Linked DNA regions of Mus musculus: all the other regions are linked to region 2. A link is a loop called in an ENCODE intact Hi-C map of the cell type or tissue named here. Cell type or tissue: gastrocnemius. All regions are shown on one strand. Region 1 has its middle 34 kb from the start of Gm46888. Region 2 has its middle 61 kb from the start of Ube2uos. Region 3 overlaps Raver2 (ribonucleoprotein, PTB-binding 2).

Region 1 (8,000 bases), 130 kb before region 2:
TAAGGTATTTTTCTGGTGCCTATTTACAATGGTAATTTCTTCTCAATTAATAATTTAACCTTGTCAATTGTCTAAATGTTCTGGCTTTATGATGCCACTCAATGAGGAGCTTGGGTTTTTTTTTTTTTTTTTCCTTAGCTACTCACATGGACACACACTTCTCTAGAGATGTAAACATGCGCACACATGCACACACACAGACACACACACTCTTCTGAAAATAGAATCTGTTTGGCTGTATTGAAGTCTCGTACCTGTTTGCCTTTCATTAAACTTACTGACAAGTGACCTCGAGGGAAGAACACAGTGAATCCCAGTTGAACCTTTAACAAAAACCTTGCCAAATTTGCCTCCAGGAACAAAGGCATTCTGCAACACAGGCTGGACTGGGCAAATCTTCTCAGCCTGGGAATATCAGACGCATTCATCTCAGCAGCGAACCTCAAAGCCCCGTGAAGCATCAGTGTGTGTGGCCTGGAATATTAACAATACATTTTAATTTCAAGGCACTCATGCCTGCAGGGTTTCAGTCAATTTAACAGAAAAAAAAAATAATGAAAAACAAAGGAATATCAAATAAAATGACAGGCTGATCATAATCTGGTTTATAAGCAGAGAGTTGTCATGCTCTTAATAAAATGTGAATAAGTAAGGTTCTGGTTCTACATTAAAAATATAGAAAGAACAAGTCTTTGCAACATCATTGCTTATCAGAACATAGCTCCAGGACATCCAGGGACTAATGGTGTGAGCCATGGGCACCTCAGAGAAGCCAAACGATGTCATGGAGTCTTCCTGTCTTCATTCTCATGCATGCTCTTGTTGTATGTAGCTGAGTGGATCTTTTATGTGGCAAGGGAAATCCTCCCAATATTTTGTTGTCTGGCAAGTTTCAGTAGTCAATGTAGCTGTGGGCCAAGCCACAGGTGAAGGTCAGAGACCGGGCAGCTGGAAAACCGGTGGAGGCGGAAGTGAGGGGGTAAGCAGGTGAGGGCGGGTAGAAAGCAAGAGGTCCAGGCAAGCAGAGTTCGCTCAAAACCTGGTGGCGATGTCTTGCCATCAGGAAGAGGATGATGTAGAGAAATGGTAGCCACCAGAAAGCCTGGCAGAGAAGCCAACAGAGACAGTGAGGAGCCACGTGAGACCAGCAGGTCAGAGCTGGCCTGTTCCTGGGATGGTAGTGGCAGGGAGGTCTGTGCATGCTGAGGGCTCATGCACTGAAGGGGGCAGCTCTTTCAGGTAGCAGCCACAGAGATGTTTTTGTTCACAAATGTTGTCTACTTCTTATGCTTTTCTCTTTTGTTTGCTTGCTTTTCTATTTTAGGAGGAAGGAAGTTGGATAGTAGGCAATCTTTACTGTCCAAAAAAGCATGTCTTGTAAGACTTTCAATAACAAGGGCTAGAGAGATGGCTCAGTGGTTAAGAGCACTGACGGCTCTTCCAGAAGTCCTGAGTTCAATTTCCAGCAACCACATGGTGGCTCACAGCCATCTGTAATGGGATTTGATGCCCTCTTCTGGCCTGCAGGTATACATACAGATAGAGCATGTATGTAAACAAACAAACAAACAAACAAATAAAAAAGACTCCTAATAACAGACTTTCTGTGTCATATATACATGAGAAACACTATACAACACACACACACACACACACACACACACACACATCTTCTTTGTAATTTGAAACACAGTAACTCACCAAAGGTTCCAAAAAGTCCTGCAATCAAGAGAGAGACCCATCTAATTTCTTCTGTCACACATGGACTTGCTTTTACATTTAAAAAATATGTATTATTTTAAAACTTCAATTAATCAATTATTGTATGGGTGTGCCCGGTGTGTGTGTGTGTAGATGTAGGTGTGCGTGCATCACAGAGTACATGAGAAGGACAGAGAACAAGCTGTGGGAGATGTTTTTTCCTTCCTTCATGTGTCCAGGAGAGTAAACTCAGCTCATTAGGCTGAGTCATATTGCTGGGTGCAAAGAGGAAACTTTCATTGATTCTATACTGGAATTAAATAGATGAGCACAGAAATCAAGTAGGTACCCAAAACATAAGCAAATGAAACTTGAAAAATGCTCGGCATTGAACTGTTAGGACTCATGTATAGCATGTCACACATGTGTTAGAACAAGTGAATAGCATGTCATACAGGTGACACCCCTTGGAGGGACAATGAAAGGAAACAAGAAAAACACATAAGTGAGAAGAAAGCTCGGGTCCTCCATGGGGGATGCGAAGAGGGGCACAATGGTTAGAAAAACTGCCGCAGAGGACCTGAGTTCTGTTCACAAGAGCCTGCAACTCCAGCTCCGGGGGAATCTGACACCTTCTTCTGTCTTCTGTAGGCACCCACAAACATGTGTCATATAGTCACACATACACACACATACATCCATACAGATAAATAAAAATAAATCCTAAAGCAAAATAAGATCTCTTAACTTCTCTTGCTAAAATCCATGTGTACTTGCTTGCAGACATCTTCTCACCTTGGCAATCCTGTCTATCACGCTGCCTTTTGACATGATTTGACTGCAGAATCCTTTTCTTACATATCAGTTACTTTCCTAAGACCCCCATGGCCCTCCCACCCCAGCTCTGAGCAGCTCATCTGGAAAAATGCTCTTCTAGAACTCCTCTTACATTGGGCCTCTGGGACTCAGTTGTAAGGACAAAAAACCATGCCAGTCCAACTCTGGAGAGACCACTGGAAATCCTTACCTTTCCAATATTGTGAGGAGCGGGTGTGGCAGCAGCCCCCAAGATAGCGCCCGGGACTGCAGCCAAGTCTTATGACTTGCACCTGACTTCCTCATACACCTGAAAATAAGCCACGTCCATCGTGAGAACTGCACAGGTGCACCATGATGCAAGATCGGACCATATGATGAGTGATGATTCCGGCGAATGGACTGCTGTTATGTGGACTGGACTGCTGGGGTGTGGTTGAGAGGTTATATAAGGGATTGCGATTGGGGTCGGGTTGGTTGTTGTTTTTTTTCTGGAGAGATTGATTTCTGGAGAGAGATTCATGCATGATGTTGAAAGGTTCCTGAATAAACTGCTTTGAGAAGAATGTAGTGTCATTGTTCCTTTCTGCTGGTTGGAATAGGAGGCGACAAAATATGAGTGAAATAACGTCAAATGCGTGCATAGCACTATCCAGCAAGCCTCCTACTGTCTAGTTAGAAATCAACTTCTAGAAAGAATTTAAAATGGTGTGTGGGCTGAGACGGAATGATGAGAGCGATTACTCAACATCATTGACGTGGTCTGTTTTTTTGCAGCAGAGATGATTTGAAATAGTCAGGAGAAACAAAGAATGGGATTCAAAACAGAGGGGGATGAACCACATTGTTCTTCAAAGTTTAGCCACTAAATGGAGCTGCTTACAGCAAAGAAACTTTTTTTTTTTTTAAAGTTGGAATTCCATCAAACTCAGAATCCAACAGTGGAATGCATGGTCGTGGTGTCTATTGCCTGTGTATCCTGAATAACTCTAGCATGGAGTTGTGACAGCGCTTACAAATGGGACTAGGAACTCTTTGAGTGCCTTTTGGGCTTTGAGGATTCACCTTAACATGAAATTTTTGAAAAAGCAATGAAAGTCAACATGGGTGTTCTGTGTGCACGGGCATGTGGAGGGGCAGGCTGGGTGGGGGGAGTTAACTAGGGTTGTTACTGGGAGCCACATGTGCCTTCCCATCTCTTGCCTCCATAGAAAAGAGCCCTAGTTGCTGGACAAATGGCATTTGGCTTGTTGTAGCCCTCTGTCAGGATCAAGGTTACTGCCCTTGTGTGGAGAGCTAAGGGACTGAGGATAAGTGTACCTTTTCTAGGGAGGGCCTAGGGTACTGCTGAGGGCGAGCTAGCTATCGAGCTGCTTCAGGCATGACTGAGGATTAAGCTTTTCAATGGGACAGAACAATCAATGTTTGGTTCTTTCCAACGCCCTTCAGGAGTCCGTTCCCAATTATATTTAGACTGAAGTGGGTTTTCTGAGATGCCACAGAAGACTGCAAAGGACACAGATGCTGTGAGCATGAAAGAAGGGAAGATATACTCGGGAGAAGTCAGCGTTAGGGGAAGAAGCCGTTAAAAATTTAAAAGGTATTTCAAACAAACAGCAGCTCCTTGTGACAGATTCTTTCTCAAGTTTCTTTTACATTGCCCTAGGTCCCGACCTTCCTCCTTCTCTGCTCATCAGCAGCATCTATAAGAGGAGATGATACAGAGGCTGGGTACCAGATGAGGCAAGGTTGGAGCAGACAGGAGCAGGGATTAAAAGGGCTGAGCATTATAGAGGGACCCAGGTAGTGTGGAAAGGACACAGGGAGAAGGCGCGGCGCCCCCTGCTGGTGGTGGGTCAAATGCCGTGATCCTAGAGGACAGGTGTGGGGCTGCTTCACAAGTGCCGCAAAGGAAAGTGGGAACCGCGGTAGCAAAAGACTCAAGGCAAGGACCCCAGCATCTAGGAGAGTACTGCGCTGCAGGTAGGTACTGTAGCCAGATGGGAACATGGAACCCTTGCTTTCTGAGAAGGGTCTATTGAATACAGTCTTCAGTTGTATTCCCTGCGTCATTGGTTATGACTCGTGATCAAGACCATTCGAGTACATAAAGGCAGAATAGTAGTGAAGAAATGAATGAGAAAGGAGAGGGAGGGGCAGGTGGGAGCATGCGCACTGCACGGGCCTCGCTGCAGTTTTGCAAAGCTGAGCACTTGAGTTAGTGTCTTGATGGACGCTTTTAGATTGTGCACCAATAGATTCATACACGGGAAGATATAAAAGGAACTTTGTGTGCTCATGGGACTTTGCGTTTGGAGCTGGGGCTAGAATCCAGGGCACATAAGCTAAGTGTGCATTGCCATGAGCTGCACCCTCAGGCTCTAAGCCGCGGAGCTTCTTGGCTCTGCAACAGCAACACTGTATACACTTGTTATATATATTGGCTGCCCAGTGCCTGAAATGGCTTTCTGTGTCTGGGAGTTTCCTATATTATCCTACTGTGGACAGTGACTATTTGTAGATGTTTTCTTTTTGTAGCCCCTCTGATTGTGGGGGTGGGGTGGGGAATTGATCACCTGACATCCACTCTGCCACACACTCTTTAATGGTTTAGAGTTATGGAAGCTCAGGGTCTGCCTAGAGCTCCTGTAGGTGGCAATGCCAGTCACGGAGCAGGAAGGGAGCGAGGACAGAAACAAAGGGAGCTTAATGTCAGAGGAGCTCTGTGGGCGGACATGCCAATGGCCGCTGTGAAGGTGGTGGTGACATCGTGTAATACTGGGCCGTTTTCTAAAAGCAGCTGGGACAATGGCTTTAACTGAGGTCTATGCTTAACGTGGTGCCAATAGTGGTCTAAGCTACCCAGGTAAGAGCAACTTTGCACTATCATCTTGCCACTGTACTGGGCACTGGAACCTTCCAACCTGGGTCTCGGGTCATCCTGAAGTTCTGTGAGCTACCTAATTTTCCTCCTTAACTTAGCCCATGTTTTGTTGATTAAAGCTTGAAGTCCTGACTGATGGAGGAAGATATTTTAAATCATTTTGGGCGGGCTTCCACGTGTTACTATTCTTATGCACCAAGCTAACCATGCCCCGGAGCGAATTTTTGAAAAATTTTATTTGCATTTATTTTATGCTGAATTGATTCCTGTGCCATGCCTTTTTTGTCTCGTTGGTTTCTTCTGAGAGTTATTTTCCCTCTGTGCAACCTCTTCCTCTGGCTTGGGAACAATTTGGTCCCTTTCATCGAGGTGACAGGGCCTAACCTGATCTTCCTTCCACCATTCGTAATACTGGCTGTCTCCAGTTCTCAGGGGCCCAGGCAGAAGTTGTGCCAACTAGCTTTATATTTTCTTCTATGTGGTTATTTTTTAAAGAAGGGTTAATTTTTTTTTCCTAATGTGTGCAAGGGTTTTGCCTGCATATCTGTCTATGGACCACATGTGTGCCTGATGCCTTCGGAGGCCAGAAGAAGGTGTCTGATTCCCTGGAACTGGAGTGACAGATGATTGTGAGCCACCATGTGGGTACAAGTGCTGGGAACTGAAGCCTGGTCCTCTGCAAGAGCAGCCAGTGCTCTTAACTGCTGAGCCAGCTCTCCAGCTCCATACCTCTGTGAGTTTCAAACAACAACAACAACAACAACAACAACAACAACAACGTTACCGCATGCCTAGCTGGGTACTTTATTGTATCTATTGTTTTATTTGTTCCTCTCCATCATATACTTTAATTTTGTTTATATAAATCTTCCATTTGGGGCTAATATTTTAGTTTTTCCTTTTCCCTTACTTTCTTTCTTTTTCGCTTTGGTCCACGTGTCCCTCTTACTATACCTAGTAATTTAGTTGTATTTGATTTTACATTATTATTTGATTTTTGTTGTTGTTGTTGTTGAGACAAGAGTCTCTCACACTAGCTTAGTGCTAAGTAGCCAAGGGTGGTCTTAAATTTCTAATCTGCTTCTATTTCCTAAATCCTTGGATGACAGGCATGTACCACCACACATGTCTAGTTTATGTGGGGGTGAGGAGAAAATCAAGCACTCTACTGATGAGCTACATCGGTGGCCTTCTATTTTGTTTTAAAAGTCTATTATGTCTTTGCTTTTATTTCCCTTCTTGTATTTATTTAATTTCATCTTAGAACTTTGGTTTTTAACTCTAGGGCAATCTCTTTTTTCTCTCTTTTTTTTAAAAAAAATCTCTTGATCTTTCTACTTTCTTCTCTACAACAGTCTTCTGCATTTTACCTTGACCTCTGACCTTCACATGTATGTGCACACACATATATGTATATATACACCATGTATTAATGAATTGAATAGACAGTTCTCAAGAGAAGAAATGGCCAATCACCACTTGAATAATCATTCAACATTGTTGGCCATCAAGGTTTACAAGTTAAAACAGCTCTGAGGTTCTGTTTTATCCAGGTAGATTAGTTATCAACAGGAAACCAACCAACAACAAGTGCTGTAGAAGATGCAAGGAAAGAGGGACCCTTATTCTCTGTTGGGGGTTGGGAGTACAGTGTGCAGCCACTATGGAAATCAGCATGGAGGGTCCTCAAACAGCAAAAACTAGAACTGCATGACCCAGTTACACTACTCTTGACACTTACATGTATATCACACCCACCCTTACAGCTATAACATTCACAACAGCCAGGGACTGGAACAAGCTTAGATGCCCACCAACAGGTGAATAGAGAAAGAAAATGTGCTTCACATATGCAGGGAAATGTTATGCAGCCATCAAGAAAACTGAAATGATGGCGTTTGCAAAAAATATATACAACAATCATTATGTTAGGCAAAATAAACTAAATGCAGAAGGAAAAATATAGTACATTTTCTCTCACACACACAGAGTATAAATTTATAGGTACATATGTGGGTGTGTATGTCATGGAATGGAATGTAAGTCTGGAAAGGGGATCATAAGAAGAGAGAAGATGCCTTTTTTGGTTGTTTTTGTTTGTTTGTTTGTTTGGTTTGTTTTGAGCCAGGGTCTATGTAGCTCTGGCTGTTGTAGAACTCTTTCTCTGTGTATACTAGGTTAGTCTCAACTCACAGAGAAACTGCCTGACTCTATCTCGAGAGTGCTTGGATGAAATGTGTTTGTCACCATGCCCCAGAACATGGGAAGATAACTTAAGGGAGGTGGAAAGGAGACAGGGTAGTGGAATATATGTAATATAAAAGCAGAAGTTGAATCTTAAAGAAAGGGAACTTCTGGGAAATGGTGGTGTGTGGGAAGCCACATGTGCTGTTGCAGAGTGGCGCTGGCTACCGCTGGCCACCACACATAAGTTTGGGCAAACAATCAATGTGTACATATGCAGTAAAGTTTTTTGCCAAGATACTGCCTGGCCCGGGCATGATAATGAGGTTCTGTGAGGTACTGAAAGAATAACCAATCAGATGTGAGACATGCAAATGAGGTATGTTAATGAGGTTCTGTGAGGTACTGAGAGAGA
Region 2 (8,000 bases):
TCATACTGTTGTAGATGTTCAGATGGATATAATTGGGGTCTGTGCCCTCAACTAGAGAACCCTGGTATACTATCAAGGGTTTTATAGAGGAGCAGCAAAACCAATAGCATTCACCTAGAATTTAAGGGGATTTGTGAAGTGATGAGAGGTGGGTAGTCCCATTGCCGCCATCTGCAGGCTCGAGAGTCGGAGTAACCAATAGCAGCTCAGTCCAAGACCTTAGAAGCCTTCAGATGGAAATGGCCCAGTGATGCAGCCCCTATCCCTGGAGAGTAGCTGATGTGAGGTTTCCAGGCTGAAGGAGCTGGAGTCTAAGGTCCATGGGTTGATGGCAGCAGTCAGAACATACAAACTGAGAAGGGTGGAGCCAGTGGTGTGGGCAAGATTCCCCATTCTGCTGCTTTTTGTTCCATCTGGGCCTCCATCCCACAGAACCGTGCACCATATTGAGGTCAGCCCTTCCCCATTCAGCTCCCTGACCCACATGCCAATCATCTTGGGGATGTCCTCACACACAGGCTTAGGAGTGTGTTAATCCAAGTGTGTAAGTGTTTCTCAATCCAGTCCAGGTAACAACCAGAGTTACTAACCACAGCTGGTCCACAGGGAGACAGCCCGAGTGACTTGACTTCAAGATAAATTATCTAAAAGCTTTGGGAACATCTATCGCTAGTTTAATGTGCACATATTAACCTCTTTCTTTGATTTGGTAAATCTTCATTTTAAACATTTTTTTCAGACACATAGTAATTGTGCATTAATTTGAGGGCACAGTATGACATTTCATTGCAGGTACATTGTGGAATGTCAGATGGGGTAATTGTGTGTCTACCACCTAAGATTTTTTTGCTTACTCAAAGCATTCCATTAATGATTTCTAAACTGCTGCTTTTCTGTGCTATAGAATGCTGGAGTTTGTGTTTCCATATCCAACTGCACCTGCCATCCTTTAGCCATTGTCTATGCCATGTACCCCTCTCCCACACCCTCACTGGTACCCGACAACCATTATCCAATTGTCTAGTGTGAGGTTAATCTTTTAGCAGCCGCCCATTCAGAGGAATGTGCAGCATTTGCTGTTTCTGGCTTATTTTACTTCTCACCTTCTTCAGTCCATGGTGCTGCAAATGAAAGGATTTCAATCTATCTTGTGGCTGTATAGTATTCTATGGGAGTCCACAGTGTGTACCTGTCATGCTTTCCTTATCCATCCCTGTAAGCTACATGGGTTCCCTACCTTGGACATTGTAAATGGTGCTGCAGTAAACACATGGATGTGTCTTCGAAATAAGCTTATTATTATTTTTAAAAAATAAACACTTAGTCACCTAGTCTCTTTTCACAGCGGAAGACAAATTGAATTTGGAAGGCTACATCTATTTAGATCTAAGTTTCTAAGGCTTCTTGGATTAATTCTTTCACTTTATTTTTCAAAACTTTTACTTTACTAGGAATCATGTCTGTCTGTTATGCCCCCACCCTCACCCTCAGAACGAAGTAGGATACCATGTGAATGTTTTGGCCAAACTCCTGCAGTCTGTTTCTTACCTGAACAGCCCTGCCTCTTGATCTACATAGTGTCCTTCCCTTTTCCAATAGCTATCTAGAGAGGCTGGGAACACTCTCCAGGTGTCTTCTGATTTGGCTCTTTAGGTTTTGGTTAAATTAATAGATGCAAACCCAAGTTAAAGATATGAAAAAAGGGGCATAGAGCTTTTCTGGGTTCCACCAGTCTTTTATTGAACAGTGGCAATGACCCTAGCTGCTGGGAGGCTCCAGCTGAGATGCACACCTGGAGCCCTTGGACACTGAGGCACAGCAGCAGTCTTCACAGAGTCCTGGGGCTCAACTTTTATAATCGGGCACAGTCTTGAATGATGGCTCCTCTCTACCAGGTTCCAGTCTCACGGCGCCCTGTTTACTCCCATAGATGAGGAGCCAACTGCTCTAGTCCATGGAGCACAGTGCTCTTTGGAGCCTAGCTCCACCTCTTGAATTTTAGATGGCAGCTTTTCCTGGACACAGCCATTACTGTCTGGGACCACTGGACTCAGCCAGTCCTAGTATTAATCCTTCGATTTGCAAGAGATAAATCAGTTCCACCATTTTGAGCCAAATTTGAGCCAAACTTTAATTAAATACTGACCAGAATAGACTTTGGTTAAGACCACCCTCTGGAATTCTCCATGAGTGGTATTGAGACATGAGTCATAGGGGCTTTTTTAAAGGACAAAACCATTTGGCCAGTTTATGGCTTTGTTATTTTCCAAGAACTACAACTCCCAGAATGCCAGGTCAGGTTGGATTTTGGTCTTAAACCAGCAGCTTCTGCAGTCCATCCCTCAGTGATTTAGTCTGCTATTCTAGTTTAGGAGGTGTTTCCAAACCTCCATAGAATACAGGCAACTCTGGATCAGAATAGGCCCAGCCATTCTACAGTTCCTGTGTTCTGAGCCATTCTTGGACTGAAAATGTGACTTAGAACCTTGCTTTAGGACCACTCATATCAATTTCTTAGGAGATGTTAAAGCCCTCTGCCCTAGGCTGTCCAAGATATTCAGTCTCCTAACTGAAGTGTAAATGTCCAGAACTTTAAGATTTAAAAAAAAAAATGGAAACACTAACACACACACACACACACACACACACACACACACAGAGAGAGAGAGAGAGAGAGAGAGAGAGAGAGAGAGAGAGAGAGAGAGAGAGAGAGAACATGTATTAAACATGTATTTATTTTAGGTGGTACTGGGTATTGCGTTATGCTAGGTAAGCACATGACATCCCCAGCCTTCTCTTTTCCTTACTATTTTGAGATAGGGCCTCACTAATTTGCTCAGGCTAGCCTTGAATGCATAGCCTTGCTTTAGCGCAGAGGGTGTAAACTACCCCCTGAATCACAATAAGTAAATATCTGAATGGATGAACAGAGAAGCCGACATTTCCTGGAAAGTTTGCTCTCTAGCGTTGAATACATCTTACGGTAGCCTGTTGCTTTAAATGGAAATAGGAACCAATATCATCATCCTTTCTGCTTTCTTAGCCCCTCAGTCTTGAACAGAGGTAAAGTCTGGAGCTCTTGCAGCCCTGTTGAGAAAGGCACTGGAACAAAAGGCAGCACTCCACATACAGAAGTGTGGAAAAGAAGCAAGCTTGGCCCTTGGTAGTGTCAACCCACCACCAGCTTTGTGGGGCCAGCCCCACCTGACCCAGAGCAGCTGCTTCTTCCTCTTCCTTATCCTCTTCCTCCTCCTCCTCTTTCTTCTTCTTCTTCTTCTTCTTCTTCTTCTTCTTCTTCTTCTTCTTCTTCTTCTTCTTCTTCTTCCTCTTCCTCTTCCTCTTCCTCTTCCTCTTCCTCTTCCTCTTCCTCTTCCTCTTCTTCTTCTGTAGTATAGAATAGAGTTTATTCAGTGCATGGGGAGGGGAGTTAAGAGGGTAGTTGAGAGACACAGAGAATAGAGGTTGGCCATGAGCACGTGGAGAGAGAGGGGGAAAGAGAATGGGGAGGAGGAAGGGGGAGGGAAAAGCAAGGGAGCAAGAGAGGAGCAGGAGCGACCTGGAGCTTCTGATTTTGAGAGGAAAATGAATCTCTGTCTCTTTAAGCCTCTTTTGGACTGCTACCTCTCTCTCTCTCTCTCTCTCTCTCTCTCTCTCTCTCTCTCTCTCTCTCTCTCTGTGCCTATGCGTGTGTGTGTGTGTGTGTGTGTGTGTGTTCCTATCAGTCATATAATATGGGGATCCATAGATATTAAAACCTTGGTGAACATTAAAGTAAATATATCCTTTTAATAACCTTCCCTATTGACATTGGGTTTATTTTAGATTGCTGTAACGTAACTGTCTGTCACATGTAGAGTTAGCCAGGACAATATTAAGTGTGTAGGTTCCCTTAGAAATGGCTAGTGGCTTGTGAGCACACCTGCCTGGGACACACCGTTTCTCCTCTGCAGAAAGCCCTTTTCTCTATCAGGGGAGCACTGTTACCAAGGGCTCCTCCCTGAGACATGTAAAAAGCCCCAGGAGATGATATTGCATGTTGTAATTGTATTTGTTGAAACAAAATTCAATTAGTAAATTTAATTATCCTTGGCTTTTAGGGGGATCGCTTTCCGTTTGGATTCCAGTGTGGTCTCTAGAACTCAAAAATAAGACGAAGAACAGGGGAGAGGGTCTGGACTTTGAGGCCACAAATAAAAGCAAAAAGGGGCCTGCAGCTCTTCTGCAGAGCAGTGTGCAGCAAACAAGAGCTAGCTTTTCTTTGCGTGCCTGATAAAAACCTCAAACCACGTGGGCTTTGCTTTGGCATCTGGATATCAGATTAGTCGGAAAGAACACAGGTTTGGAAGGGTGGTTAAGCTATGGAACTGTTTAGTACAAGATTTGAGCGTCTCTCCCTCCTCCTTCTTTCCCCTGGGGAGGGAGAAGAGAGACAGGGAGGGGATGGGAAAGAAGGGAAGGGAATAAAAGGAAAGGTAATAGGGAGGGAGAGGAGAAGGGGGGTGGGGAGGGGAAGGGACAAGGAAGGGAAAAGAACTGTCAGTGTTCTCAGAGTCTCCCAACCTGTAATGAGAAGGAGGCAAAGGCGCTCTGGGTGGAGATCAGGCTCGGGAGCTTTCTTGTTGGTACCTAGGGCACTCCCGCCCCCTCCTCCCAGGGCGGGCATTAGGCACTGGAAGTCATTGAGCAGGATCACAGGGGCTCTGGCATCTGACAGGCAGGATTGACTGACTTCTCCAGGTTGGCTCTGACTTTACCGAGCAGCACTATCGTTAAGCTAGAGTAATTTCCTCTTAGAAAGCCTTTCCCGCGGTGTGGAAACGTCTTCCCTAGGGAAGCACAGCGGTCCCACTCATAAATGCTCTTGGTTTCTGCCAGCCTTTCAAAGTGCTTGGCTTCTGGGAACCTCAGAGCCTGAGCACGGGCACAGCGGCTAACGGGCGCCACCTTCAGGGAGAGAGGAGTAGGAACAATAAGGCAGATTTTCTAAAGCTGTCTTAGGCTGTAGTGATACCGATACCACTGTTTTTGGGGGGATGTTTAGAAGTTAAGTTTCCCATCTTCTCTCCTACTCTCTTCTCGGAAGTCTGTGAGTCACAAAACTGGAACTCACACTCGTGTAGACTTGAGCTTCAGATTCGCCTCATGTGGTGAAGGCGAAGAGATCCCTTCCAGCGATAGGTGTCCTAACTAAATGGCTTGTCACACCCCAGGGGCAGATTTAAGAAAAATCTCCCACCAAAATGCATCTCAAAGTGCTATGTATGGATGCTCTTCAAAGCCATCCGTGTAGCTGATGGGTTTGAATTCAGGTCTCTGGAAACTGATTTTTCTATCATAGTCTATCAGATGAATTATCAGAAGTACAACTTCTTTTATGAAATGCACAAGGCTCACTGCAGGTCTGCGCCGCTGCTTTTAGTATTTTATAATGCATTTGTGCATTTTTTTTTTTTTGGTCTTCTCAGCAGCCTTAACAACTGAGGTGTCATTCATTATTGCCTATCCTGCTGGACTAGAGAAACCAGTGTGAAAGTGGGTTAACTCCTATCCCCTGGCCACAGTTTGCAAGCATGTGACTGGCTCTTGATGTCAGACTCCAAATTTGGAATCCCCCACCAGCAACCCCTGCTGTTGCCTGTGGGGTAAAGAGTAAGAAATTCTCTCAAACTAGAACTGTTTTGTTTCTAAATGTTTCTATTTCAGCTTGCATGTATTTTTGACATATTTTTCCATTGGCAGCTAAAAATAGAAAATATAGCCATAGCTTGGTAATGAAAGAACTCTTATGATATTTTAGGAAACATTCTCGTTCCACATGGAATTATTTTAGAAATCAAAAGCAGAAAGATCTCTGGGCAATCTCCAAATATTTACTAAAAACAACTTCTAAATAATACATGGATCAAAGAATACAAACAAAATTAGGCCTCTTTTAGTTTTAGTGAAAATTTGAAACATAACAGTTCCTTGGATTGCCAGGGAAGCAAGAGGAACTGAGGGGGACTTTACTCAGGGTTGGTCTCCTTTCCAAAAATGTGGAGTCCAGAAGTGTCTCAGAATGCTTGCTTAGCCATTACAACTTCAGTATGGCCTAACCAGGAACCCCCAAATCCAAGACATTCTGAAATCTGAAATACCCTAAAACCGGAAATTGTTTGCATGTTGGCTCTCACTTTGCAGGGAGCGGAGGAGAGTAGGCAGGATTTTTGGATTAAAGATAATAAGTCTGTTGGATTAAATTCTTGGGTTTGGGGAAAAGTCTTCAGTTTAGGTATCAGCTTCCAGTGTAAGGAATTGGGGCTGGGGGAGTAAGTTAAGCCTAGCACGGTGGGATGCACCTGTACTCCCAGTTGCAAGAGGGTGAAGTTAAGTCTATGCAAGTAGATCAAACAGTGAGAACCTAACTCGAGGACCCCTCCCAAACAAGCATTGCTTGAAACAAACTGAAAACAAGAGTGAGCTGAACTCAGAGGAAGCCGCAGAGGTAAATGAAGAATAGTGTGGCAGAAATTTTAAATTACATTGGTGTATGTGTGTGTGTGTGTGTGTGCAGGCACACACGCAAGCACATGTGTGCACATACATACCTGCATGCTACAGAGAACTTGTGGAGGTCAGAGAACAATTATCAGGACTCGTCTTTCCCCTATTACATAGTCTTTAAGGGATGGAACTCAGGCCCTTAGGCTTGGCAGAAAGTACATATATTTCCTCATATACTTCAACCCTTGCTAATAATTTGACCAAGAACAAAAAGGAATTGAGAAATTACAAAAGCCCAAAGCATAAAAAAACAACAAATAAACAAACAAACAAGAACAAAACCAAAACCCAATAAAGTTAGTAAACCTCAGAAAACGTATAGATGCTTGGAAATCAAACGACACACTTATCTTTACGAGAGCATCATGTGTGATGCATCTGCATGTGCATTTGTACATGTATGAATACAAGTGTACGTGTGTAAGAGCATGCACAGGTAGGAGCTTGAAGTTGCTGTAAGGTGACCTGGATTTCTCTTTATTTACTGAATCAGGGTTCACTGAATCTGGAACTTTCCAACTCTGGCTAGTCTAGCTAGTCGACTTACTTCAAGCCTCCCTGTCTTCATCTCCCAAGTGCTGTGGTTACTGGCGGACACCATGCCTGGTCAGATTTTTTTTTGGGTTCTGGGTAGCTGAACTCTGGTCCTCACAGTTGGATGGCAAACACTTTATCCATGAGCCATTACCCCAGCACAACAATACAATTTTTAAAATTAAATTTTGCTTATCATTTTAGTGTGTGCTTTACTGTGTGTGTGTGTTGCTGGGTACGTGTATCCCAGCATGCATATGGAGGCCAGAGGATACGTTTATGGTGCCAGTTCTCTCCTCCCACCTTTGCATGAGTTCTGGGGAGTGAACCAGGCTGTCAGGGCTGCATCACCTCAGGCAGCAAGCGCTTTTACCCTCTGAGCCATTTCACTGACCCAACCAATACTACCCATTTGAAATAACATTATCATTTAGGAAATGAGTTATTGAGGAAATCAGGGACTAAATGAGGAAATTCTTAGAGTAAAAAGAAAATGAGAATAGATGAGAAAAATTAGGATATGGCCAAGGAAATCCTAAGAGGAAATTTTATAGTTACACATGACCAGAGTGCTCTCCAATAAATAACCTATTCTTAATCTCTAGAAAAGAAAAAAGAATCCAAACTCAAATTAGTAAATGTCAAGAAATAATAAAAACCAGAAATTAATGAGGCAGAGTGAAAACACAATGAATAAGTGAGACAGAAAAAGAGTTAATTCGTTGAAATGATTGATAAGATCAATTGATTCCTAGTCAAACTAACCAAGATAAAGAGAAAACTCAAATCAATTAATTAGAAATGATAAATGAGACATTAGAACAGACTCTGGCAAAATTCAGAAGATTTTCAGTGAATAGAATAAAAAGTTAAGTTCCAAGAAATTGGAAAGTCTAAAAGAAATGAATAAATTTCTGAATACA
Region 3 (8,000 bases), 560 kb before region 2:
GTATTTGGCTGATCTGCCTGCTGCATGACAGTTCCTTCTGGGAAGTCAGACACCCGTATAGAAAGGATATGGCTAGTGTGAATGAAGTTAAGGCAGCGATGAGCAGCAGGCGCCGCGCCGCAGCAGGCGGGCAGGAGACCCGGAGCTTAGTACACACGCTTCTTTTTCAAGTAGGTTTCTGTGTAGCTCACTCCGGTGTCCTGAGGGTGCTGGCCAGCGAGTTCTACCGGGCCTCCTTCTGGGGCAGAGATGAGATAGGAGGAGCCTCGCTTCTCATTCCTCAAGGAGGATGCCTGTGAGAAAGTCAGTGAAGATGTCCGTGAGAAAAGCATGCTATCCTCAGTTGGTGTGAGGACAGAATCCCAGAATCCCAAAACCGAGAAGAAATAGAAAACCACCTTTGTTGCAGGAATTAGACTTTCAAGTCTCTATAAAGTCACCCGTGGAGAGCCTGGTATGGTTCAGTTGAAGAGCAGCCTCTGGCCCTGCACTCCACCCCAGCACCAGTCAGTCCCACCTAGAACCTGAGCCCTCACCTCAGTTCTGGGATGTGGGAGGAGGAAACTGGTCCTATTCACACCTGAGGCAGAAGAGCAGTACCAAGCATCTGGCTCTGATGGAGGATGCAGGCTAGCAAGTGGGGAGTCGTGTTAAGTATGCCCATTGACTGTGTGCAAGAACTTGTCAGAGTGGTGTCAGGGAAAATGACAGCACTACCAACAGTAATGGTCATCTCAAAACTTTGGGGCCCCAAATAATCAGATTTCCAGGCTCCCTTCCCGAGAGTCTGATCTAATGTTCCCCATAACAGGCCACATTAATCAGTACAATGATATCCTGCAGCCTAGCACGTGACCTTTCCCTACAAATAAGTGTGAGGTGCTTGCTGAGGCCATTATAACAGCCCAGATACACAATGTGAGAACAGCTGATGGGGAGGGAGGTCAGCTTTCTAACACTGGAGAGTTCTCACATTCGGTGTCTTTAAACCCTTAAAAAGGTTGCGTCATAGGTTGCATTTGTCCTCCCATCATCCTGTCAAGAAGAGACATGAGAGCCCATGGGTTGCTCAGTGGCATAGCCATTGCATTGGGTTTCATTTGGAGAGAGAAAAAAAAAAAAAGAGGCAGAATGACAGACCCACCACTAAACAGCTACGCTGCCTCTCTCCCTCAATCCTCTTAAGTGAGTCCAAGGCAGTGGTCCTCAGCCTGGGTCAGATATCCTGTATATCAGATATTTATATTACAGTTCATATCAGTAGCAAAATCATAGGAAGTAGTAACAAAGTTTTATGGTCGCGGGTCGCCAGAACCTGAGGAACTGTATTAGGAAGTCACAGCAATAGGAAGGGTGAGAAGCATCGCCCTAAGGGATTATTCACAAAGTTGAACAACTGCATAGCATTTGCTTGGAAACTGTGGAGGTGGGGGCAGGGAGGAACACAGATGAAAGTAGTCTTAGGTTGACAATGTAGGCAGCTTTTCCCCGGCTCACGCCCACTGCTGAGCCCAGCATCTCCCAGCAATTGGAAAGATACTGGTGGCTCCACCTTAGCCACTAAAACCGCTAACCTGCAGCTCGTTCTGCAAGTGAGATTTTCCCAAACATGAGGGGTGGCTTAGGGTTTACTTCTGTGGACAGACACCATGACCAAGGTGGCTCTTATAAAGGACAGCATTGAGTTGGGGCTGGCTTAATAGGTTCAGAGCTTCAGTCCATTAGCATCAAGGTACATGGCAGCCTCCAGGCAGACCTGGGACTTCTGGAGTTGAGAGTTCTACGTCTTCATCCAAGGCAGACAGGAGAAGACTGTCCCCTACGTGGCTAGGAGGGACTCAATGCCCACCTCACAGTAACACACTTCCTCCAGCAAGGCCACTCCTCCTAGTAGTGCCACTCCCTTGGCCAAGCATATTCAAACTGCCACAAGGAGCAAGATGCAAACACCTCTCACAGTGGGCAGAGCTCCCCTATGCCTCCCTCTCTCCGTGCTGCATGGTGACCACGTTCATCCTTAAAGCAAGAGCCTTCTAGATCGTCTTTATTCTCCCAAACCAGGCAGACACTGGATGTTGTTATTCAAATGGCTCTATATCATCCAGAGCCAGCCAACAGAGACCGAAGAGGTGAGCCTGAATGTCAGAGAAAAACATTAGTTAAGAATGAGAAATGAAAAATGCCCTTGTGGCTCATACAGCAGCGGAGAAGGATAATTCTGACTTAGTACATCAAAGACGGCTAGCTTTGTAAGGATTAGTGAGTGGGGAACAACGGTAGTTGGAGGTTTTGAAGCAAGCACAGTAGTCTGAGAAAAACAAACTCGTAACTAAAAATGAGTAAGAAACATTTAAAAATTGCCACAAAGAGAAAAAAAGCACACAGATCAACTTCCTCTTGTCTGTCACAGCATGCGGCGTCTCTTCCTTCATACCCTTCACCTTCAGGTCTTGGGCCCTAGGCTTCAATGAATGAATGAATGAATGAATGAATGAATGAATGAAAACGTGCACTTGGCTCTCTCCAAACTCCTATCTGAGGGCTTTCCTCAGTTACTGGAGAGGAGTCGGTAGGAAAGGCACTTGGCAACAAGAGTCATGTCCTGGGCTCTACCTCTGGGGGCCACACAGTCCTCTGACCTCCACAAGCAGGCCATGACGTGTGCCCTTCCATCCCTGTGCACAAAATAAGCATTTTAAAAAATTTCAAATGCACTTGAAACAAAGCTCACCCTAGCCCTGTGATGCTACCCAGCTGCAGCTTTGGGAGCCAGTAGCTCGCCCTGCAGATGCAGCACACCCAGGTACTTTCTGCACCGTAGCACATTTAAAGTTCAAAACGCTGTCCCAGGACAGCAGGGAATTTAGAATGTAACATGCTACTAGCAGAGTGTGGTGGCAGATACCTTCAAGTCCCAGCACTGTTAAGGATCCCAGCTTTTAGAAGGCAGAGGCAGAGGGATGTCTGAATTTATGGCCAGCCAAGGTACACGGTAAGATCATGTCTCAACAAAACAAAACAATTTAAAAGTTGTGGGCTGGAGAGATGGTTTCATGGTAAGAAAACACTTGCTGCTCTTGCAGAGGACCAGGTTCAGGTTCCAGCAACCACACTAGGGAGCTCATCACCTTCTCAATGTCCAGATTCAAGAGTTAGACTCCCTCTGCTGGGCTCCATAGTCACCTGCAGCCATGCAGTATAAACACTGACAAGCAGTCTCTCTCTGTGTGTCTCTGTCTCTCTCTCACAGACAGACAGACAGACACACACACACACACACACACACACAAAGTATAACCTGCTGATTTGGTGAAATTGCACCAGCACAAGAACATCCCGTCAGGTTGCTTTCACAACACTTCACTAGGCCTCATCCAAGAGCCGTCGCTCCCCCGCCCCCCAGGATGGGCCCTTTCCAGAAAACATTCATCTTCAGCAGGATTCTCCTCAGGATGAGGTGAAACCGCCTATCATGATTCTTCCTGGGCTCTGATCTTTGGAACCACGATGTGAGGAGGCGGCTTCCTGAGTGCTGTAGTTATGATGTCAACAATTTCCACTCCCCTCTAGCCTCCCGCGGGGGAGCCCGGCATCTTCACTCTTAGCTAGTCAGCTATCTCACCAAGAAGATGAGAAATCCAGAGAGTTGACAATGACTACTGGACTCCTGGCCCTCAACCCTTGGCATCTCAACCTCCCACATAATTTGTGACAACATTCTCCCTGACATCCAGATTCCTGAGATAGATGGCCAATCAGCAATGAACATCATACGGGACCAGCCAGGCAAACTAAATCTCCTCCCAGCCCCCCAAAACCCATTCTACCCGCGTTCCTACCCATCTCAGCCAGTGACAATTCCATTTTTCCAGGTCCTAAACCTATGTTCTGGCCTTCCTATGTTCTTTAGTCATAGCTTAGAATAAAATCCTAAGTACACAAAGGACCTAACAAGGTCCTACCTGTCTGCCCTGTCCCCACCCACTGAGACTTCTCCATTTCCATCTTGCCCCAGCCTCTCCTGCTGGGCGCTCTCCCTCCCTTTGTTCCTTTAACAAGGTACCAAGTTTGTCTCATGCATCTCTGCACTGGCTGTTCCTACTTGTGGGACTGTATGACACCGACAACTGTGTATCTATAAGACTCACATTTGCCCCCAAAACTCACCTGGCAAGTCACTGTGTCACATTTTTCAAAAATGAAAACCACCCGGAAAGTCTCAGTGGCCACAACTGTGTAAGTTAGACACCTTAAGTTCATTTAATGGTACAAAGGAATGTCCTGTGTCACATAACATGATGTGCTCTTGCACTGTTTGCCCACTAGATGGCAGCATTAGGCTCTCTAAGGAGAGACCGAGACGCTTCATTGCTTTTTAGTTCATTTTTGGGTTTGCGGCCACCCTAACTCATCACACATTCTGTAGCCGATTCCCTGGGTTGGACGGCCAGCTTCCCAGCAGGAAAGATCCATGTAACCAGGGAAACACAAGACTATGGCTTGGCAGTGCAAAGGACTCCTGCCAGTGAGCCAGGCGGCTGCCCCAAGCCAAGTGTGGAAAGAAAAACCCAAATCTCAGTTTAATGGTCAGGGAAAACGGTGAAGGGATTCCTAAATTATCCTTCATATTACTGAAACTAATGATTACGCCATGCTGAAAAGGTACTTTTTCTACTTCAATAAAAGGGGGCAGGAAGGAATATTCTATTGTTTTGTCAGATTGTAGTTAGAGGCTATACTCGGGCATTAAATATTTAATAAGCTGGCTCATGGGCTCCTGTAACATGGACGTATAACACCCATCTGATGCAGACAGACCTGTTCATCTTTACCTCAGACTCTGAAATATCAAACTGTCTATAGCTATCCAAATTAAAAAGATCTTTCAGCTAATAATGCTATTAGACTTTAAAATAACTCCATTTGTTTCTGGCTTCATTTTTCATCGTCCACTTCAAATATCTAGGACATGTAATTTTGGGAAAAATCAGCTGCATCTCAGTGTTGAGTACAGTAACTATAGCCAGGGATGTGGGGAGGTAACTACTTAAAATCAGCTGCATCTCAGTGTTGAGTACAGTAACTATAGCCAGGGACGTGGGGAGGTAGCTACTTAAAATCAGTTGCATCTCAGTGTTGAGTAACTACAGCCAGGGACGAGGGGAGGTAGCCACTTAAAACTGGCTTCTAAGGAGCTCTAGATTGGAACACGCCGGGTTAACGTGGTTACGGTACGCACTTTGGAACTTCAGGAACACTAAGTAAATATGCTTCCTCTATTTAGGATAACTAAGGTTTGTTTCTAAACTACCACACTCCAGGGCTGGCAGGATGGCTCAACAGTTAAAAGCGTGTATACTGCTCTTACAGAGAATGTAAGGTCCGCTCCTAGCCCCACACTGGTCGGCTCCAAGAGAATCTGGTTCACCCTCCCTGCCTCTGCAGGCACCTGCTTACATGCACATACTCTGACACAAACACATATGCATATAAGTAACAAGTAAACACTGAACATATCGTTAGTCCAGTGTTTGTTTCTATGTACAGAGCTGGAAGACTCAGTCTGACCCCAGAGTATCCCCGCACTGCCAGTGACAGCCGCTGACTCTCCGTCTGACCCCAGAGTATCCCCGCACTGCCAGCGACAGCCGCTGACTCTTCCTCTGCACTCCCAGAGCAGTCATCTGACTTTCCCTACAGATTTACTTATTCTGAACACTGCACATAAACAGAATCATACATGTGGCCTCTTTGGCTTACTTCACTTAGCATGCTTTTGTGGTTCATCATGCTGCTCATTTGCTTGCTAACTTGTAGACAACTGGGCCTTTCCATTTTGGCTGTTAGAGATAATTTACCGTAAACATTAGTGTATAAACTGGTATGTAGATACATTCAAATTCTCTTAGCACATATCTACAAGTCAAACTCTTAGTTTGAGGAATGCTAACTTTTACTGACAGTTCACCATGCCTTTGCCCATATAGCTGTGACTCTTTTTCCTTCCAGTTTCTTGGTGTGGGTCATCTCATATGACCTACATTCCATGCTTGTCACTCTTATCCCTGCTGACATCTGCTGCAGTCCCTTAATGAAGTTTTTATTATGTTGACAGCCTGCTTGGTGTGGCCCAGCTCCCACACTGCCCAAGGTCGTTCTTTACATATGACTCACTTTAATTCTTTATACCGTCGTCTCCTAAGTCCAACACCCAGGAGACCTTATGAGCATTTTGTATTACCTGCTTCCCCTGTGCACGGTGTCTTAGTCAATGTTCTATTGTTGACATCATGACCATGGGAACTTTTATAAAGGAAAACATTTAACTGGGGCTGGCTTACAGTGTCAGAGGTTTAGTTCCTTGTCATCATGGCAGGAAGCATGGCAGAGACGGTGCTGAGGAACAACATGGCAGAGATGGTGCCGAGAGATCTACATCTGGCTTGGCAGGCAGCAGGAAGAGAGACAAGAGGCCTGTCTTCAACAATTGAAACCCAAAGCCACACCTACTCCAAAAGACCACACCTCCTAATCATTGTCAAGTACTGCCACTCCCTAATGACCACGCATTCAAATCTATGAGTCGATGAGGGTCACTGCTATTCAAACCACCACATTTCCTGACTTGTCTGATTCCTCTCTCTCTCTCTCTCCCTCTCTCTCTCTCTCTCTCTCTCTCTCTCTTTCTGTTCTATTGATTTTTCTGTTGTTGTTGAAAACTGAAGATCATTTAAATGAAATGATGTGGTGACTGGAAATGAATCTACAAACCCCTCTCTTTTGTTACTGTTCAGTAGCTTCTTTTGAACTTGTGAAAAGTCAGTTCTCCTGGCTGTGTGAACTGCTGTTATCTGTTAATGGCTACCCTATAGATTGCGATGCACATTCATGCACAATGCAGAAACCTTCAAATCCCTATTTCACTTGCTCCATTCTGGCCCTGGCATTAGGGCTGTAAGATAACTATCTGCATGCATTACAGTGTCAACGATGCTCTGTACTGGTTCCCTATGAACTCAAAGGGGGGAAACAGTTGTCATCTGCACATTTTATCAGTCCTGACAGTGGCTCTCGCTGCTGGAGAGGCTGCTAGACACCATGTGATGTCCAGGGAAGGCCCAGCAATTATTCAACCCCAGATGACACTGGTGCCAAGGCTGCAGTCTCTGAGACAATACGCATTGTTGTTACCCCGTTACTGTCTAGATCATCTCTCTGTAAGTCTGACTCCTGTACACGATCGTGAGTTCCTGATTTACGAGAGGGGACTCTGCTCATGAGATCTGTGTTTTTTGAAGAAAATTTTGATCGTTCGTTTTTCAAACATTTTATACTCCATTAACCGCATCTCCTCCACTGATATGCACTTCTAGCTGCTTGGTCTGCTCCCGGGGCTCTGAAGAGCCTGCTCACTGGTTTCCACTCTCTCCTCTGCCTGCTGCTTTTCTAGTGGTGAATCTTTCCTTCCTGTCTTTCCAGTCCTGTGCTGTTCCCATCTAATGTAATCTTTAATATCACAAAACAACTGCTAGGCAGTGGCGAATGCCTTTACTTCCAGCACTCAAGAGGCAGAGCGAGGCAGGTCTGAATTTGAAGCCACCCTGGTCTACAGAGTGAGTTCCAAGACAGCCAGGGCTACACAGAGAAACCCTGTCTTGAACAAACCAACAAACCAATCAAAAAGAGAGAGAGCGAGAGCGCTAAACAACTCCTGTCAGTTCTAGAATTATTAAATTCTTTTATAGTGTGTAACTCTCTGAGACCCCCTATGTGTCCATGATGTCATCATGTTATTTGCCATTTATGTTTTAATGTCATTGTTTACTGATACCAACACCTGGTCATTGCGGCTCCATCTCCCTCATGAAATGTTTTATATCTGTAGGTTATTTTACCTACATGTATGTCTGTGCACCACATGTGTGCCTGGAGCCCATGGAGGCCAGAAAAGGGCCCCAGGCACTGGAGTTAACAGACGGTTATGAGAGCTGCCATGTGGG

What was found. Peaks named below come from ENCODE experiments on the same cell type or tissue, not always from the same donor. Only the 100,000 strongest peaks of a DNase experiment are listed, where the experiment ranks them.
Region 1: it touches region 2 in a loop (3-fold over the local background); 15 of 42 quality-filtered maps call a loop at or near these places.
Region 3: it touches region 2 in a loop (15-fold over the local background); 19 of 42 quality-filtered maps call a loop at or near these places.

The regions. Positions count from the first base shown.
Region 1 is chr4:100,719,060-100,727,059 of GRCm38, reverse strand. No RefSeq gene overlaps it. Among named protein-coding and RNA genes, the nearest start is that of Gm46888, 34 kb to the right of the region's middle. In gastrocnemius, a CTCF peak has its summit at 4,368 (motif pointing left); a DNase peak (open chromatin) is centred at 4,368.
Region 2 is chr4:100,585,342-100,593,341 of GRCm38, reverse strand. No RefSeq gene overlaps it. Among named protein-coding and RNA genes, the nearest start is that of Ube2uos, 61 kb to the right of the region's middle. In gastrocnemius, a CTCF peak has its summit at 4,951 (motif pointing left); DNase peaks (open chromatin) are centred at 4,692 and 4,913; H3K4me3 peaks cover 928 bases; H3K27ac peaks cover 474 bases.
Region 3 is chr4:101,142,625-101,150,624 of GRCm38, reverse strand. It overlaps Raver2 (ribonucleoprotein, PTB-binding 2), which reads right to left. Exons shown (of 12, transcript NM_183024.1): 12 at 1-293. The coding sequence ends at 147. Among named protein-coding and RNA genes, the nearest start is that of Gm24468, 40 kb to the left of the region's middle. In gastrocnemius, CTCF peaks have their summits at 3,182 (motif pointing left) and 4,316 (motif pointing right); DNase peaks (open chromatin) are centred at 4,056, 4,443 and 5,610.